Linked DNA regions of Homo sapiens: region 2 is linked to region 1. A link is a loop called in an ENCODE intact Hi-C map of the cell type or tissue named here. Cell type or tissue: breast epithelium. All regions are shown on one strand. Links, peaks and the distances in the headings refer to the core of each region. The heading gives the core; the rest is flanking DNA. Region 1 holds the start of KRT40 (keratin 40). Region 2 holds the start of KRTAP4-16 (keratin associated protein 4-16).

Region 1 (9,621 bases), core at 1,622-9,621:
ATAAAGAGCAATTGTTGATTGAAACCTGGACATTGGGGCATTATGTTATGAGATTCAGGATACTGTTTAATCTTATGTTCTAGCAGGTCTCCTCTGACACTGTTTTGGCAGGGGAAGGGGGACACTGCTTCATTCCTACCAGGTGGGAGTAGAAATACAGGTTCTCTCCACTTTGCCCCTATTGACACCCAAGGGGAGAGCCCCCCTCATCACTGCTGGGAGGGAGGATTTTAGACTCCTTACCTGGCCTCTGCTGATACCACCCTGGCCAGGAGGGGCAGGAATATCTTGTTATTGCTCCCATGCAGCTTCCACTGACACTGCATGGGGGTGGCCTTGGTACTGCTGGAGGAGGGAAAGAGTTCTGACTGTCCAGTAGGACTCTTGTGACACTAACCCCAGAGGAGAAAAGAAGAGCCTCACTGCAGCCTGTAGAGTTAAGTCCAGGCTTCCCGTGTGGTCTCCACTGATACCATGATGGTGGGACAGGGAGTGCTTCCATGTCTCATAGTAGGAATGAAAGTCCTGGATCTCTCACTTAGCCTTCCCTGATTCCACCCCAGTGGTGAAGTTTGAGTGCCTTATTACAGCCTGGGAAGGATAGAAGTCTGGACTCCCCACCTGGCCTTTCCTTGTGTGGATATGGGTGGGTGAAATGATATTTTCTGTGGTGTTTGGCTGAGTTGAGTGGTTATTGTCTAAAGGTTTTCCGCCTTTCTAGGCTGCCTCTTTTCTGGTTCTTTAAGCAGAGCAAGCTCTTTCTGTTTGTTTGTTTGTTTGTTTTGTCTGCACCTGTTGGTGTTTCTGGTTGTTGGTTTCTCCAGCTCCCCCTCTGGGATATATGAGATAAAAAGCTAATCCAGGGAGCTCACCACAGTGTCACTCCTGGAGTCTCAACATCTTTAGGTGGTTTGGCTTCTTCTTCTACCTTTCAGAGTCCTCTTATGTTTATTTGATATGTAATTTCCAGGGTTTTTAGGAGGAGGAATATGGAAATATACATCATTCTGGAAGTTCTCTACCTTGTTTTTTAAATATATGAGAATAATTATTCTTATAACCTAAATGTCCAATAACAGATCAATGTACCTTATGGTACATTATGCAACCAGTAAAATGATGGCTACAGGCTGGGTGCAGTGGCTCACACCTGTAATCCCAGCACTTTGGGAGGCTGAAGCTGGTGGATCACAAGGTCAAGAGATTGAGACCATCCTGGCTAACACGGTGAAACCCTGTCTCTACTAAAAAAAAAAAAAAATTAGCCTGGTGTGGTGGCAGACACCTGTAGTCCCAGCTACTTGGGAGGCTGAGGCAGGAGAATCGCTTGAACCCAGGAGGCAGAGGTTGCAGTGAGCCCAGATAGTGTGACTACACTCCAGCCTGGGTGACACAGCAAGACTCTGTCTCAAAAAAAAAATAAAAAATAAAAAAAGTGATGGCTACAATACAATCTTATGTTTTTATTAGAATTAAAAATGCTTAGATGACATAAATGAAAGAAAGTTTACACAAGTGTGTGCATATGTTAGTATGATTATAGCTGTGTGGAAAAATCTATTATAAGAAAGAAAACTGGAAGAAAGTACCCCAAAATATTGACTATGGCTGTTTGGAAGATGAAATCATAAGTGACCTTTTCCCTTTTAATGAGCCAAATTTAAAAAAAGAGAATCTAGTACTTTTATAATCAAAAAATACATTTTATCATATTTTATTCCTAATATTTTTCCTCAGAAAGATACACACAACTATTTTCTAAGATATATGACATTTCTCATGGGTTCATTAATTTATTTGTATTTGAGGAGTTAAAAAATATTTTCAGCCTGGGTTTATGTACATTGAAACTATGGTTATGGGTTTAGATGATTTCCTTGCCATAAAATGAATATTCTATCAACAGTAATCAGCCATAGAGCTATATTTACCACGCTAAAGGAATAAAACACGTTTTATTTGGAGATGAGCAAGAATGCTTTATGGGCTTCCAGTATACCACAAATAAGCCGGAAGGAGAGGAAATAGTAAAGCAGAAAGACTGAGGATACCTGGAGGGCAATTCCAGGATATGAGAGCCTCCTGGATTTGTGCTTCCGGTTTGGATGTCCCTGGTTGAAGCCCCATCTCCTTTCTAGGATGCTGCTGGCTTTGATTCCTCTACCTGCTGTCCTTAACATTCACAAGCAGCAGTTTTCAACAGTGCAGATGACATAGGCTGAGCATGGCTCACAAGTGTTGCTCGAGGTGCATGTGGTCGAACATGGGCTACAGGAAAGCCTGGGGAAAAATCGATTTTCAACCAAGATTAACAAGGGAATGTTGATAAAATGGCAACTCAGAAAAACCGTGTCAAAATTTGCCCTACAAATTATGTTCTGAAAAAAACTCTGCACAATAGCATTGACTGAAGCCTGTTTCTTCTCTGCACCCAGAATTGCCACTTCATGTTCACTGTAGCAGTGGCAGTTGAATAGTATTTTATATTTTTTCTTGATTTTGCAAATGTTATCTTAGGCCTATTCCTGATTTTCCTTTAGTGGAAAACAGGAACAAAGGGAGATGCCAGCATGAAATGTTACACTAATAATTAATCTGCCTTTAGAATATTTTAAAAATATCTCTAGTGTCATGTTCTTAACCTCAGCCACTTTTCAGCACTTTTTTAAGAAGATCCCTAAACACACTGGGGAGGTCTGAACTTGTCCAGACTTTGGGGAAACAGGATTCTTTTACATCAGCCTCTTTGTGACTCTGGGGGATTTCATGAGTAACTGTGGAACTTGCCTGCTGTCCTCGCTGTCCAGCAGGCCCCAGTACGTGTTGATCTCACCCTCCAGCCGGGCCTTCACGTCCAGGAGCACCTGGTACTCCTGGTTCTGTCGCTCCAGGTCGCAGCGGATCTCGGCCAGCTGGTTCTCCAGGTTATCGATCAGACACTGAATTTGGGCCAGCTGGGAGCTGTACTGGGCCTCGGTTTCTGCCACGGTGCATTCCAGAGATTCTGTCTGCGGGAGGAAACATTGTCCAAAGGACCATGAAGTGCAGTCTCTCGGGCCAGAGTGCCTACTTTCAAATTCCTGCTTACCCTTTTCTAGCTATGTGACCACTGGCAAATTATTTAGCTTCTGTGAGTCTCAGTTTTATTCTCTGTATAGTGGAGAATACAAAGTATCTGTTTCATTAGACGGTTGTGAAGATTAAGAGTTAATATGCGGGCTGGGCGCGGTGGCTCAGGCCTGTAATCCCAGCACTTTGGGAGGCCGAGGCGGGCGGATCACAAGGTCAGAAGATCGAGACCATCCTGGCTAACACGGTGAAACCCCGTCTCTACTAAAAATATAAAAAATTAGCTGGGTACGGTGGTGGACGCCTGTAGTCCCAGCTACTCAGGAGAATGGTGTGAACCCGGGAGGCAAAGCTTGCAGTAAGTCAAGATCATGCCATTGCACTCCAGCCTGGGCGACAGAGGGAGACTCCGTCCAAAAAAAAAAAAAAAGAGTTAATGTGCGTAAAGCATTTAGAACAGTGCCAGCCATACTGCCACTGTTCTACGTGTCAACTATCACTACCACCACTATGACTACAGCAATACATGACATATTTGTGAAGCTTAAGGACTATCCACAACATATGAGAGGAAAGATTGAGTTTGGGCTCTTGGCAGGGAGGGGTAGTATAGTGCTATTAAGAGAAGAGGCTCTGGATACCAGAGGCTGGGACTGGCATATGTGTGGTAAGGGGATGAAGAGAGGTTGGTTAATGGGTGCAAACATACAGTTAGACAGAAAGAATATGTTTTCATGTTGGACAGCAGAGAAGTGTGACTACAGTTAACAACAATACACTGTGCATTTCAAAATAGCTAGATGGGAGGACTTGAAATGCTCCCAACACATAGAAATGATAAATACTTGAGGTGATGGATGCTCTAAATATCCTGACTTGATCATTACACATTCTATGCATGTAACAAAATATCACATCTACGTAAAAAAAATTTACGCATATTATATATCAATAAAAATAAATTTAAAAAGAGAGAGAGAAGAGACTCTGGGATTCAACTGGCTGAACTCAGCTTCCAAGTTTGCCTCTTAGAATTGCATCCTTTGCAAGTTACTTAATCTGAGTCTCAGTTTTCCTTATCTGTGTCATGGGATAAAGGTATCTATCCGGTAAAGTTACTGTGAGCCTTAAATCAGCATAGTGCCTCTCACAGGATGAATGCTCAGCTATTGTTCTTCTAGGTGTTCTCCGCAGGGCCTAATGACATGCACACAGTGGTGCTTGACCAGAACTGGTTCATGTCATCTTGAACGCATGGTGTTCCTGTTGCTTGAGTGGGGGGTGGTGCAGTGAAGGATAAGGTTGAAGTGTAGATCCTGGGAAACTGTAGGATGAAATGTTTGAAAATGATTCTTTGTTTTAGATATAACAGTGAGCCTGGAAAACTGGCCTGAATCAAATGAGAATTAAAACCTGCCAGAATGCTTAAGCGACCATGGCCCGGAGGTTTCTCTCCAGCTCTGCTTCTCCCTCCCTGTCTCTGGAGGCTGCTGCAGCATCAGACTCAAGCCCAGGAGTGAAGGTAAGGCATCTTAGAGGACAAGCTGTGGACCTGTCACTTCTGCTTCTATTAATAGCTGGGTAAACGGCAGTACTCGGGAAAGGCAAGGAAATGTGATCCTCGGATATGGAAGAGGGCTTAACATCTCAGGGCCTGACTTATCAGTGACACAACGGACACTGCCTTTGCCTCACGCACCAGGCTTTGCTGTGCTTGGAGCTCAATTTCCAGAGCACTGGCTGTGCGTTTCAGTTCCAAGATCTCCATCTGGCAGCCCTGCAGCTGCTCCGCGCTGGACAGTTGCTGCTGATTCAGCTCTTCTGTCTGAAACACAGACACCATTAGAGAATTCAAAAAAGGCAGAAGTCTGTAAGCCTGACATTTTTTCAATCTGGGTACTGACCTGAACAGCCAACCATTCTTCAGCTTCTCTGCGATTGTTGGCAAGCACCGTTTCACACTGACAGCGCATCTCATCCAGGACCCTGTTGAGGTCAAGGGTGGGGGCAGTGTCCAGCTCCACACTGAGGCGGTCGCCAAGCTGTTCACGAAGCAAGTTGACTTCCTGAAAGTGGGATGGTGTAAAGAATGTCACAGAATGGTGGGGAAAAATCCATTTGACATCCAATGGCATTCTACTTCTGTTTTTTGGAGCAGTGGGTAAAAGTGTGAGATTTTGATTCAGATTGCCTGGGCTGAATCTCTTTTCACCACTTAGAAGGGCCTCAGTTTCTTCGTCTGTAAAATGGACATAATAATTGGACATTTTTCCAGAAAGTTATTGTGAGATCTAGAAGAGTCAATCTACACATAATTAACTTATAAAAGTTAATTATGACACATAGTAAGGTGTCAATAAATGTTAGCTATGATTGTCATCAACAAACGTTCAAAGAGCAAATGTACTTTGTTACATCATTCAGCTTTTCATTTTCTAGCTTTATCAATATATCAGTGGCTGTATATTTTATGATTTTTAGAAGTTTATAAATGCGGAATATTTAAAAACACTGGTCCAGATAGTGCACAGTCTTTATCCCTTTTTTGAAATGGACTTCACAGTCTGTTCCTCAGCCTGATTTTCATACCCTGTGGACTGGAGCTAGGGGTGGCATAAAGCCTCCAAAGGAAGCCATTTGTGAAGTTACCTCCTCCACAAAGGCAAGGGCAGGAGAAGAGTTTGATTCCTTCCTCTGGCGCTGTCTAGGGGTTATTTCACACCTTAAATCAGAGACACACTGGAATGATCAGGTTGAATAGTAATAATGCCTCGAGTAGTTTTTGTTTGTTTGTTTGTTTGTTTGTTTTTTGAGATGGAGTCTCGCCCTGTCACCCAGGCTGGAGTGCAGTGGTAAGATCTCGGCTCACTGCAACCTCCGCCTCCTGAGTTCAAGTGATTCTCCTGCCTCAGCCTCCCGAGTAGCTAGGACTACAGGCGCCTGCCACCATGCCCAGCTAATTTTTGTATTTTTAGTAGAGATGAGGTTTCATCATATTGGTCAGGCTGGTCTCGAACTCCTGACCTTGTGATCCTCCTGCCTCAGCCTCCCAAAGTGCTTGGATTACAGGTGTGAGCCACCATGCCTGGCCCTGCCTCAAGTAGTTTTATTCCAGCTTAAACAACATCTGCCCAAATTCGATTTACAAACATCAACAGATCATCTGTCAATGTAAGTACGTTACTCTCGGAGTCCTTCAGCGGAGTTGCCACTTTCCTTACCTCTTCATGGTTTTTCTTAAGGCAAAGGAGATCTTCCTTCAGAGACTCCACATGGGCCTCCAGATCAGATTTGCACAGGGTCAGTTCCTCCAGGATCCCATGCAGGCTGCTGATGTCAGCCTCTAACAGCTGGCGAAGGGACAGTTCACTCTCGTACCTTTCACAGCAAAAGAGAAATCCAACGCTTACTTTGCTGAACGCTGTGCAAAGTGTGGGGATACATGGAGGATCGACACACGGACTTCAGGAAGCCATGTGCATAATTTCTCTTAATTCCTAAGTAATGATAAATTCAAGCTTTTAAAACATTCTTAACTTTAAAATATTATATAGAGAATATTTGTGTGTGTGTGTGTGTGTGAGAGAGAGAGATTGAGAGAGAGAGAGCCATAAGTTATTTTCAAATTAAAATTAAAGCCGGGCGTGGTGGCTCATGCCTGTAATCCCAGCACTTTGGGAGGCCAAGGCGGGCAGATCACCTGAGGTCAGGAGTTCGAGACCAACCTGGCCCACATGGTGAAACCCTGTCTCTACTAAAAATACAAAAATTAGCTAGGTGTGGCGGTGCACGCCTGCCTGTAATCCCGGCTACTCAGGAGGCTGAGGCAGGAGAACCACTTGAACCCAGGAGGCAGAGGTTGCAGTGAGCTGAGATAGCACCATTGAGCTCTAGCCTGGGTGACAAGAGTGAAACTCCATCTCAAAATAAATAAATAAAATAAAATTAAATTAAACTTACTTTGACTTAAAGTCATCAGTGGCCAGTTTGCAGTTGTCAAGCTGTACAGCAAGTCTAGAATTCTCTGCTTTCGTGCATAAGATCTGGGAAGCAAGTCATTATGTGATAAATGATTCTTTGAGAGAAACCTAAGTAAACTTCTATCCAACAGCTATGCCATTAGCTATCTTTTGAAAGTCTTTATAAGAAAGTATAAAATCACCCTCAGCCTGCTTTTTTTTATTAACCTTGTCACTTCATGAAGAAAAAAAGCAGAGCCAATTTAGAAACAAAATAATGAAATAAAAAGGTTTAGTTTTTTAATAACATAAGACATTTTGCAACATTCTCAGGCAGTTGAACACCATTAATGTTTTCTCCATCAGTAGTTTGTATTATGAGTATATCCTCTCCCATAATAATAGAAATTCATGGAGAGAAGAAAATGATTACTAGGTAGTTAAAAAGATGGCATTTCATGATCTGTGTTCAGATAATGTAAATGTTCAGTGTCACGTACAAAAGCGATTTTGGATATAATACAGTTTTTCTGCATTCTATAGATGATGAAGGAAAAGTCTACAGGCAAGTTACTTTATTATAGTCACTCAGTAATCAGGGGTAGCTCTGGGGCTGATGCTGAGGTTTTCTGACTTTCAGTCCGGTGCTCTCCCCTATGTATCACTAACTCTTAGAATTTTCCTTTCCCTTGGTTTCCTTCTGTAAAACAGCCCCTTCTAGTAGAAAGATAAAGCAAACCATAGATCAGGAAGGTGGAGCACTAGGGCAACAGGACACAGACCTTTTGTTGGAGATCTTCAATGGTGTTGAAGTAACGCTGATAATCCGGGCACACCATTGGGATATCCTGTTCACATTGTTCTTGGATCCTGGATTCCAGCTCTGCGTTGGTCTCCTCCAGGCTGCGCACCTTCTCCAGATAGCTGGCGAGTCTGTCATTCAGGAACTGCATCGTCTCCTTCTCATTGCTAGTGAACACCCCATCCTCACACCAGGCACAGTTCCCCACCAAGCAGGGACTATTACAACTCCCAGTAAAGTAGCATGGCAGGAGGCAACCAGTCAGCCCGCGAGACCTGGATAGGAAGCTTGGAGTCTGACATCGGGATGTAGCACAGGTACCGGGGAGACAAGCTGTTTCCACGGAGCAGCTTGAGGCAGGTGCACAACCGGAAGCCGTGCCACAGGACTCAGGAGAGCAGTGTGTGGAGGAGCAGTCAGAAGTCATCCTTCCAGAAGCAAAGACAGAGACTGGCTGCAAAACTTCAGTTGCCTTGACTCCAAAACTCTCCTCTCCTGAGAGTTTTATAACCCCCCAAAATGGGTGTTTACAGACTGCACCGGATGTTTTCTTTATCACTGATGGTGCCAGTTTTCGTACAAACATCTCATTAGAGTTGTTTATTTACTGAGGAAGAGTTTTATGCCTCATAAAATAGGGATAACTTTAGGTTACCAAAGCAGGACCCACACCATTTCCATGTGCAAGACAAAACACTTATTTCAGAAAATCGTCATAGGAAGCATTGTGCTTTTGACAGAATAATAAAAGAAAGAGAAAATTTGGCCAATGAATAATTATAGATACAACTCATTACAAATCAGGAAAATAATATGTCCACAGATTTTGATTCTGTGGATTGATTGCTTGTGTCCCCTTTTAAAATTAGTATTACAGCTCACAAAATGACAATTATTTGTTTGTGCCACCACCATAAAAATGGTCAGTGTGATTAGTAATCTTTCAATGCTTTTTGTGATCTCAGAGCATGTGCTGATAAAGACTGGAGGAGTGAGCTATATATTGGGTTTAAAGTGTGTGTGTGTGTGCAAACCATGTCTACCTGCGTACAAATGGAAAAGTCACTTTACATAACTGATAGGAATAACTTGTTTTTCTGCAGGCTAAAATATAAATTGGTTAGAGCTGGAATTATGATCTTTGATTTCCTGAAACTTGCCTTCTCCACATTTCTCATTGCTTATTGTTAGATAAGTTATACTATTTTACCTGTATTCCTAATAAGAGTGAAATATAAATTCTAAGTTATAACCTTTTAGTCCCTTGGGAATTCCTTAATGATTATACTTCAGAGTAGGGGCAAGGAACCCACAGGAATCTTTTCTTCTGAGATGTAGAGCCTGTTTTCTCCTATTTATTTATTTATGAAGGCCTGAATTTCATGAAAATTGAAAATACTGGAACTTGGAAAATAAAATTCTATTTAGGTTCCAAATCAGTAATTCCACTGGATGAAATCTCTGGTGCCAAATCTGACAGACAGGAACTTGAGATACGTAATTTTTTTGAATTATCTCTTGGATTTCACCTCCATTGTGAAGGATAATCTATTTCACTTTGCTTGGTTTTAGTCGTTACATTTATTTCATTTTCAAAGGTGCATAGAGAAAATTGTCTCTAGAATTTTTAAGAACATTATAGGAAAAAAACAGATTAATCTGAAAAAGTTAAAAAATTTTTGATCCAGAATAAACTTATTTTTTCTCCTAATCTTGAGTGCTACTTCCTAGGTACCTGATAGTAGAAACCAAACCAAACCAAACCAGAAGAACATATGTAAGTGAGTTAAA
Region 2 (10,025 bases), core at 1,370-9,369, 120 kb after region 1:
ATTAATTCGTATTTGGTGCCATGACTGGAAGAAAAAGAAAGCAAGGGAGGGAGTTTAAAATGAACCAGAATGTTCTCACAGAGTCAGCGGGATGGTGATGGGCTCATTGGATACATGAGGTCCACCCTGCTGAATGACATAAATCCCACTCCATGTGTCCTAATATTCAGCACAGAAGAATGGTCTACATTTGTGGACCAGCGGTGAAGGGAGAGATGAGCCAGGGCAGTGGGCTCAGCAGCAAGAGGAGGCGCAGCACACGGGGCGGGGGCAGGTGGAGATGACACAGGCTGGGCGATAGCAAGTGGTGTGGCAGGAGACTCGGCCACAGACTGGACGCAGGCAGCAGCAGGGGCGGCAGCAGCTGGATTCACAGCAAGAGGGGCGGCAGCAGCTGGAGATGCTGCAGCTGGGGCGGCAGCAGTTGGGCTGGCAGCACACAGACTGGCAGCACTGGGGCTTGCAGCAGCTGGACACACAGCAGCTGGGGCGGCAGCAGCTGGAGATGCAGCAGCTAGGGTGGCAGCAGGTGGGCTGGCAGCACACAGACTGGCAGCACTGGGGCTTGCAGCAGCTGGACACACAGCAGCTGGGGCGACAGCAGGTGGGCTGGCAGCACACAGACTGGCAGCACTGGGGTCTGCAGCAGCAGGACACACTGTAGCTGGGGCGGTAGCAGGTGGTCCTGCAGCAGGTGGTCTGACAGCAGCTGGGGCAGCAGCAGGTCTCCTGGCAGAGGTCTTGGCCACAGCCTTGGTCAGAGCACACGGAGCCACAACAGGAGTTGACCATGGTGTCAGAGGGTGAAGGATCTATTTGGGTTTCCAAGAGAGTAAAGTTCTTGAGTTTGGAAGTTTCCTGGGTCCATAGCCCCTTTATACCCGCCTGAAGGCCCGTTGTCACCACGTCATTATTTCCTTGTTATTATTTACCTACTGAAAAAATTAATCATGTAATTACATCATTGTGTGTTTCTAGTTAAATACTCCAAAACAGAGAAAATAACTCATTTCCTTTTCCTGCTGTGCTCCTGTGTTTCCATTGGAAATGCTTGTCATATTTCTTCCTTGGTGGGGGTCACCTTTGTCCCTGGTCTATGCAGTGTCTTTTACAAAGCACTGGTCACAGGACTCTCTGACATTTTGTTTTTAAATATGACTCTCCCTCCTACCTGTAGATTGCTGTCTGCAAATAATGGGGGACGATTTTTATAATGTGAATGTATCTTTCATTGTCAAAGAACGTCCTGGTCAGGTGAAATGTTGGGAAGGAATTAGAAGGAAGGACTCATTTGTGGAAGGATCTCCCATCTGTAATGAGGATGACTCTGATCCCGTGTGTGCATCTCGGATGGTCGGGCAGATGGTCAGATCCCAACAAGTTCTAAACTCTTTGTCAGATCTTATTCCACAGCCTCCAGCAAAAGTACTTACCCATGACTCACTGCCTTTAAAGGGTAAAAACACATTTTGCTGTATTTCTTACAGTATAGGCATTAAGAGTAGGAAGTTTTGATTTATCTTTTTTTTTTTTTTTTTTTCTGACGGAGTCTCCCTCTGTCACCAGGCTGGAGTACAGTGGCATGATCTCGGCTCACTGCAACTTCCACCTCCTGGGTTCAAGCAGTTCCTTTTCCTCAGCCTTCCGAGTAGCTGGGACTACAGGTGTGTGCCACCACACCCAGCTTACTTTTGTATTTTTAGTAGAGACAGGGTTTCACCATGTTGGCCAAGATGGTATTGATCTCTTGACCTCATGATCCACCCGCCTTTGCTTCCCAAAGTGTTGGGATTGCAGGCGTGAGCCCCCAACACCCAGCCTGATTAATCTTTGATCATCAAAATTGCGTGATGCATTTTTCATTTACAAAAGCATTTGTTATATATGAAGAATATTTAGAATTATTAAGCCTTCAATAACATGCATCCAAGATGTTCTATTGGGTACTCTGGGTGTAGAACAGATAAACCCTCATCTTTTTCTTGCAGGTACTTGCATAAGACACATGGATAGGAAACAGTTTGGCAGAAATGAAAAGAATTACAATTATTTTCATTAAACAACTAAAATAAAAAATGTATAATATGTGGATAAGTTCCATACACCCTCATGGTATGTATATTACTTGTGAAGTATTGACTATGTAGCAGGCATTGTACCAAATATCTTACATTTGTTTCATTTTCACACTTTAATACAACCTTATGAACTAGTTTATATTCTTATTAGTCTTTTAGGGGAATACTCAAAAGAAGCATTAAAAACTTAAAACAAACAAACAACTTGTCCAAGGTTAAAGAGAAAGTAAGCCTAATATGTCTTAGTGTAGCCAAGAAAGCCCTAAAGAATACAATTTGCTAAGCTTGCTGAAACTGCTTCATCTTCTTGGAATGTTTCATCTTTTTTTGTCCACTCTGCAAACTCCTACTCATGTGTCAAGACCCAGTTAAAATATTTCCTCCTCAATAATATCTTTCCTGCTAAGCTACCCCATTCATGTATCATGATTTCCTGCCTTGTGCTCATAATTTGTTACATTCTCCTGTATCATAGTCATTTACTTCTGTCATTCCACCACGTGCAATGCAAATACCCTGAAGGCATGGGCTATGGCATTTATTCTTGTTACCATGATACTCAGCACAGAGAACACTGGTGGTAAATGTTTGTTGAGTGAAGGAAGGCTTTTGATGACATAGAGGCATGTAAGGTCCTTTAAAAATGTATATATCTTTTGACTTCTGGATAAAAGAGAGGAAAACATTCCAAACAAAGAGATCATAATTTCATTTCAGGAAGACTAAACTAATTTACGTGGTAGGTAACATGTCATCTGATAAATAACATATGTGGAAAGTTGTGGAAGTTAAGATTCAATTTATAGAATGAGACTTGTTTATAGATAACCAGGAATACAGTGTTGAACGTGCATGCCTATATTCACACAGTAAAAAGACAGGAAGGAAGTAAACGCCAGATGGTAGCACTGGTTCTCCTTCACCTCCTGACTCCCTCGTTTTACTCTTGTCGATTGAAATAACTATTATTTCCAGTTTCGTATCAGTCAGCCAAAAATGTTTGTTGATCATCTGTTGTCTTAACTTAAATTCTACCCAATGCAAACCTTGAGAAAAATACCTGGGTGCACATAATTTATTTGGGGGATGATCCCAGGAAGCACAAGTGAGGAAATGGCGAAAGTAAGACAGAAAAGGTAGAAAATCCCAACAGTGTTTGTGTTAATGGTAGGACCCCCACTGTGGGCATCTGGGGATGAACCCCGGGGACAGGCCTGAGGCTGGAGGCACTTGGCCACCATGATTGCACACCTACAAAATCCTGGAGAGTCAGCTGGGTATTAGTATGAATCATGAGATCAGATAAAATATGAACTTATACTAATCTATAGACTTTTTATACACTAGCAATAATTGTCTCTAAAATTTAATGGAGAAAAATCACACTGGGGCCTGTCGTGGGGTGGGGGGAGGAGGGAGGGATAGCATTAGGAGAAACACCTAATGTAAATGACGAGTTAATGGGTGCAGCACACCAACATGGCACATGTATACATATGTAACAAACCTGCACATTGTGCACATGTACCCTAGGACTTTAAGAATAATTTTAAAAAAGAACAATGTGCTCACAATTCTCAAGAGTAAATAGAAAAATATGTAAATAAATCTGCCAAGCCTATGTGAAGGAAAGTGTTAATATTTCCTGAAGGACATAAAATAACGTTTGAATAAATGTCAGAACAAGAGATGTGCAACGAAAGCCAAGTTTTCAAATAAATACATACATGTGTTATGCATGCATTTAATGAGGATGTATCTCAATTTGTAACATTAGGTATTGAATGGGATTGGCAAAGACCGTGATGGGAAACTTACCTTTGGTTGCATTCTTTTGTATTGTCTAAATGTTTAAAGAGCATATATTTGTGTATAAATGATATAAAAATCCTTAGAAAATAATAAATTTGATTTATATAAAATTCATAATTTTTTCTACAGATTCTGTTAAGTATGTTTTCTGCTATTATGTTTACATTCTTATTTCTTTCAGGAACTAAAATATTAAAAGTACATTTCAGTCAGTCATTTGAGCTCTCAAATTAGCTATCATGAATTTCAAATTGTTTTGGGGGACAGGCTGGGTTCCCCAGGAAGCAGACACTGAGATGGAGAGCAATATGCAGGAGGTTTATTGAAGCATGCTCTTGGGATTAACACTGGGGAAATGAGGGGAGGGGAGGGGAGGGGAGGGGAGGGGAGGGGAAAGTGAAGGGAGAGAAGGGGAAGGGGAAGGGGAGGGGATTAACACTGGGGAGAGGAGGGGAGGGGAAGGGCGGGGAGGGGAGGGGAGGGCAAGGGAAAGGAAGAAAGGGAGGGGAACGGGTGGGGAAGGGAAGGGGAGGGGAAGGGGAGGGGAGGCACAGCACAAGGGGTGGGGGCAGGTGGAGATGACACAGGTTGGGTGATAGCAAGTGACGTGGCAGGAGACTCGACCACAGACTGGACGCAGGCAGCAGCAGGGGCAGCAGCAGCTCGATTCACAGCAAGAGGGGCAGCAGCTGCTGGAGATGCAGCAGCTGGGGTGGCAGCAGGTGGGCTGGAAGCACACGGAATGGCAGCACTGGGGTCTGCAGCAGCTGGACACACAGCAGCTGGGGTGGCAGCAGGTCGTCCTGCAGCAGGTGGTCTGACAGCAGCTGGGGCGGCAGCAGGTGGGCTGGCAGCACACGGAATGGCAGCACTGGGGTCTGCAGCAGCTGGACACAGAGCAGCTGTGGGAGCAGGAGGTGGTTCTGCAGCAGGTGGTCTGACAACAGCTGGGGTGACAGCAGTTGGGTGGGCTGGCAGCACACAGACTGGAAGCACTGGGGCTGCATGGCATCTTTGAACTGCACATAGTAAAATGCAAGAGGAAAGAAATGATTTAAAGGTGGAATTCATAATTAAAAGGGAAACAGAACATAAAGATGTGGAAAATGTGGAGACTGACCATATAAAGAATGAAAAAGCATGCAAGATTGTGGCCAAGTAATGCTTTGTTACAAGGATTGATATGAATAGAAGGAAGCTAGGTGCTGTTCATCAAATCAGTGGGAGAATGGCTCTGAAGGCATTTCAAAGATCTTTGAAGCTGTCCCTCCCATCACAGGCTCCAAATGAGAGAATCTTAAGGTCAGAAAGGGTTTGGTACTCTCCACATTCTAGCACAGTGCCCCTTTGCTGCTCCAGTTGTGGCTCAAGTGGGTTTAGATGAGACTTGCGCTGCTGCTGCAGAGGCCACAAACTGTGAGCCTTGGTGGTGTTCATGTAGTACTGACTGTAGATACACAGACTGCAGGAGTTGTGGGGCAATGGTGGTCCACCTAGGTTTGAAAGGATGTTTCTGACAGCCTGCCTTAGGGGTGTAGCCACAGCAGAGAGGTCCTCCTAGGGCCATGCTCAGGAAAACGGGGGGTCAGAGCAGCCACTGAGACCCTAGAACTGTAGAACTATCAGCCTGCAATACTAGCCTGAGAGAGCTGCAGCAGAGACTCCAATCAGATAGCTGCTGTATGGGCTGAGCCCAGCAAAGCCATGGGGCAGGGCTATCTGAGGGCATTTGGGGCCTAACACCAAGGCCCCAGGCAGCCCTTCCCCATGTCGGGCACATCCAGGAGACAGCACATGGAGTCGAAGTTTATTCTCCAGTCTTAAGATTTAATGCTGTCTTCCCTGTTGGACTCACCTGGGGCCAGTTACCCTTTTTTCTTTCCTGTTGCTGCCTTTTGGAATGGGCCTGTCTATCCTATGCCTCTCCCACCATTGGATTTTGGAACTAGATAACTTCTTTAATAGGTTCACATATGGAGGAGAATTTGCCTCAGGATAAGTCCTGTGTTGAGTCTTATTCATATCAGAGTCACATGAGACTCTTAGATTTACATTTTGACTTTTAAGTTGGTGCTGGAACAAGTTAATACTTTGGGACTATTGGAATAAAATGAATATATTTTGTGTACGAGAAGGACATGGATTTGGGGGACCAAGGGTGGAATGCAATGGTTTGAATGTGTCCCTCAAAGTTCATGTGTTGGAAACTTGATCCTCAATGCCGCAGTGTTGGGAGGTTGGGCCTAACAGGAGATGTTTGGGTCATGGTGACACCACCCTCATGAGTGGATTAATGCTGTTATCACAAAAGAGGGTTCCTTATAAAAGGATGAGTTTGACTCCCTCTTTCTCTGTCTCACCCTCTCTTTTTCCTTCCACAGTGGGAAGACACGGTATTCCTGGTTATCTATAACCAAGTCTCATTCTATAAACAGAATCCTAACTTCCACAACTTTCCACATATGTTATTTATCAGGGGACATGTTACTTACCATAGAAATAAGTGTAGTTTTCCTGAAATGAAACTCTGATCCCCTTGTTTGGAATGTTTTCCTCTCTTTTATCCAGAAGTCAAAAGATATATACACTTTTAAAGGACCTTACATGCTTCTATGTCATCAAAAAGCCTTCATTCACTCAAGAAACATTTATCACCAGTGTTCTCTGTCCTGAGTATCATGGTAACAAAAAGAAACATCATAGCCCATGCATTCAGGGTATTTGCACTGTATATGGGGGAATGAAAGAAGTAAATGTCTATGATACAGTAGAATGTATCAAATTATGAGCACAAGACAGGAAATAATAATAGATGAATGGGGTAGCTTATTAGGAAATATATTATTGAGAAGGAAATATTTTAACTGGGTTTTGACACATGAGTAGGAGTTTGCAGAGTGGACAAAAAAAGATGAAACATTCCAAGAAGATGAAGCAGTCTCAGCAAGCTTAGCAAATTGTATTCTTTATCGCTTTCTTGGCTACACTAAGACATATTAGGCTTACTTTCTCTTTAATCTTGGACAAGTATTTTGTTTGTTTGTTTTAGCTTTTTAATGCTTCTTTTGAGTATTCTGCTAAAAGAGTAATAAGAATGTACCTACTTTTTAAGGTTGTATTAAAGAGTGAAAATGAAAAAGATATTTAGCACAATGTCTGGTACATAGTCAATACTTCACAAGTAATATATATATACACTGAGGGTGTGTGGAAATTATCCACATACTATACATTTTTATTTTAGTTGTTTAATGAACATAATTGTAATTCTTTTCATTTTTGCCAAATTCTGTTTCTTATGCATGTGTCTTATACAAGTACCTGCAGGAAAATGAGGAGGGTTTATCTGTTCTATACCCAGAGTACCCAATAGAATGTCTTGGATGCATATTATTGAAGGCTTAATAATTCTAAATATTGTTTACATATAACAAATGCTTTTGTCAATGAAAATCCATCATGCAGTTTTGATGATCAAAGGTAAATCAAAACTTCCTACTCCAAATGCCTATACTGTAAGACATACAGAAAAATGTGTTTTTACTCATTAAAGGCAATGAGTCATGGCTAAGTACTTTCACTTGGAGTGGTGGAATGAGATCTGACACAGAGTTTATAACTTCCTTGAGATCTGACCATCTCCCCAACTATTCAAGAAGCATACACGGAATCAGAGTCATCTTCATTATAGATGGGACATCCTTCTCCCGAATGAGTCCTTCCTTCTAATTCCTTTCCAACATTTCATCTGACCAGGACATTATTTGACAACAAAAGACACATTCACATTATAAAAATTGTCCCCCATGATTTGCAGAGAGCAATCTACAGGTAGGGGGGAGAATCACATTTAGAAATAAAGTGTCAGAGTCATGTGACCAGTGCTTTGTAAAAGACACTGCAGAGACCAGGGACAAAGGTGACCCCCACTAAGGAAGAAATATGACAAGTGTTTCCAATAGAAACACAGGAGCACAGCAGGAAAAGGAAATGGGTTATTTTCTCTCTTTTGGAGTATTTAAGTAGAAGCACACAATTATGTAATTACATGATTAAGTTTTCCACGAGGTAAATAATAAGGAAATAATGACGTGGTGGCAATGGGCCTTCAGCAGGGTATAAAGGTGGCTATGGACCCAGAAGACTTCCAAACCCAAGAACTTCACTCTCTTGGAAGCCCACCCAGATCCTCCCCGTTCTGACACCATGGTCAGCTCCTGTTGTGGCTCCGTGTGCTCTGACCAGGGCTGCGGCCAAGACCTCTGTCAGGAGACCTGCTGCCGCCCCAGCTGCTGTGAGACCACCTGCTGCAGGACCACCTGCTGCCGCCCCAGCTGTTGTGTATCCAGCTGCTGCAGGCCCCAGTGCTGCCAGTCTGTGTGCTGCCAACCCACTTGTTCCCGCCCCAGCTGCTGTCAGACCACCTGTTGCAGGACCACCTGCTACCGCCCCAGCTGTTGTGTGTCCAGCTGCTGCAGGCCCCAGTGCTGCCAGCCTGCGTGCTGCCAACCCACTTGCTGTCGCCCCAGCTGCTGTGAGACGACCTGCTGCCACCCTAGGTGCTGCATCTCCAGCTGCTGTCGCCCCAGCTGCTGTGTGTCCAGCTGCTGCAAGCCCCAGTGCTGCCAGTCTGTGTGCTGCCAGCCCAACTGCTGCCGCCCCAGCTGCAGCATCTCCAGCTGCTGCCGCCCCTCTTGCTGTGAATCCAGCTGCTGCCGCCCCTGCTGCTGCGTGCGTCCAGTCTGTGGCCGAGTCTCCTGCCACACCACTTGCTATCGCCCAACCTGTGTCATCTCCAGCTGCCCCCGCCCCTTGTGCTGTGCCTCCTCTTGCTGCTGAGCCCACTGCCCTGGCTTATCTCCCCCTTCACCACTGGCCCACAGATGTAGACCCTTCTACTGTGCTGACCATTAGGATACAGGAAGTGGGGTTGATGTCATTCAATAGAATGGAACTCATGTTTCCAATGAGCCCATCACCATTTCACTGACTCTTTGAGAACATTCTGATTCATTTTAAACTCCCTCCCTTGCTTTCTTTTTCTTCCGGTGGTGGCACCAAATGTGAATTAATTTGTAATCCACTAGCTAGAAATTATTCCAATCCTCTAATTTCCTCATTTTCTTTATCACTTTGAGGTACAGATCTTCTTCTCAGTGAGGCAGACATTATCTGCAGGACCAGTTTTGTCACTGAGGTTGCACCCTCAGATCCAGCCGCCCAGTTATATTCTGTGTTTCTCCTAGTGTGAATTTCTTATGCTTTGTTGCATCTCTGCTTTTTAATAAAATTTCTGTACATAAGAATTCATTGGTATCATTCTCTATTGCTTTCATAATTATTTTACTGATTCCCTGACAATTATATTTTACACAAAGACGCAGGAAAAGCAACCCGTGTTGAAATCACTTTGAAAATACATGCTATATCGAATATAGATAATTTACGGTATTGGAATAGAAGTGCTGTGTGTATATGTGTGTGTATGTGTGTGTGTGTGTGTGCACATGTGTCTTAATATCCTAAATTAAGACAGTTTTAATTCATACCTTAGCTCTTGAAACACATTTTATCTTTAACACATTATATCTCATAATACTATCGTCCCTGTTTTGACAAAAAAGATAAAACCAAATTTCTGAAAATTAGACACCAATGAAAGAAGGGAAATCTTCTATAAAGAATTTCATGTACTGAATTCATTTTACTCAATAACAACATTTTGGAATTTATAATCAAAAAGTGGGCTTTATTTCCCAGTGAGTTCTGCTGAGACAAAAAAGCATATTGAGCTGTAGTTCATCTGGATAGCATGGTATATTGCTGACTGTGGTCTCTACGGGTTTACATTATAATTTAAACAACTCCACACTTAACATTTTAATATATATAAACCCAGAAAGGATGAAAATTTCAAGGCTCGCTTTTCTTTTTAAGAATTATTTTATTGGAATTAGTTCAGTCTTGAGTAGGTCGCAGCTGGGGTGCATATCCTAATTAGAATTTCCAAGAGAGGTGCCTTCATTTGAATCTGAAAGAATATGGTAAGTGACTATAACTTGGCATTCTAGTAGGAGCACCTGCTCTTGATGTTTTTACTTTTATTTGACTATTATCAGCTCTGAAATGGCCTTA

Evidence for each region. A loop is a pair of places that touch in the nucleus more often than their neighbours do. Peaks named below come from ENCODE experiments on the same cell type or tissue, not always from the same donor. Only the 100,000 strongest peaks of a DNase experiment are listed, where the experiment ranks them.
Region 2: it touches region 1 in a loop (11-fold over the local background); 1 of 110 quality-filtered maps calls a loop at or near these places.

The regions. Positions count from the first base shown.
Region 1 is chr17:40,976,017-40,985,637 of GRCh38, forward strand. KRT40 (keratin 40) reads right to left here and starts at 8,310. Exons shown (of 7, transcript NM_001389244.1): 1 at 7,811-8,310; 2 at 7,030-7,112; 3 at 6,291-6,447; 4 at 4,974-5,135; 5 at 4,769-4,894; 6 at 2,788-3,008; 7 at 1,699-2,280. The coding sequence starts at 8,257. The coding sequence ends at 2,181. LOC107985072 (a long non-coding RNA gene) reads left to right here. Exons shown (of 4, transcript XR_001752886.2): 3 at 4,433-4,591; 4 at 6,312-7,841. RefSeq lists an enhancer at 3,990-4,591. In breast epithelium, for the core only: no CTCF peak of the experiment used is centred there; a DNase peak (open chromatin) is centred at 2,923; H3K4me3 peaks cover 420 bases; H3K27ac peaks cover 1,609 bases.
Region 2 is chr17:41,097,293-41,107,317 of GRCh38, forward strand. It overlaps KRTAP4-16 (keratin associated protein 4-16), which reads right to left and starts at 4,917. Exons shown (of 1, transcript NM_001396067.1): 1 at 4,210-4,917. The coding sequence starts at 4,917. The coding sequence ends at 4,210. It overlaps KRTAP4-9 (keratin associated protein 4-9), which reads left to right and starts at 8,097. Exons shown (of 1, transcript NM_001146041.1): 1 at 8,097-9,196. The coding sequence starts at 8,097. The coding sequence ends at 8,729. It overlaps KRTAP4-8 (keratin associated protein 4-8), which reads right to left and starts at 850. Exons shown (of 1, transcript NM_031960.3): 1 at 1-850. The coding sequence starts at 792. The coding sequence ends at 235. In breast epithelium, for the core only: no CTCF peak of the experiment used is centred there; no DNase peak of the experiment used is centred there.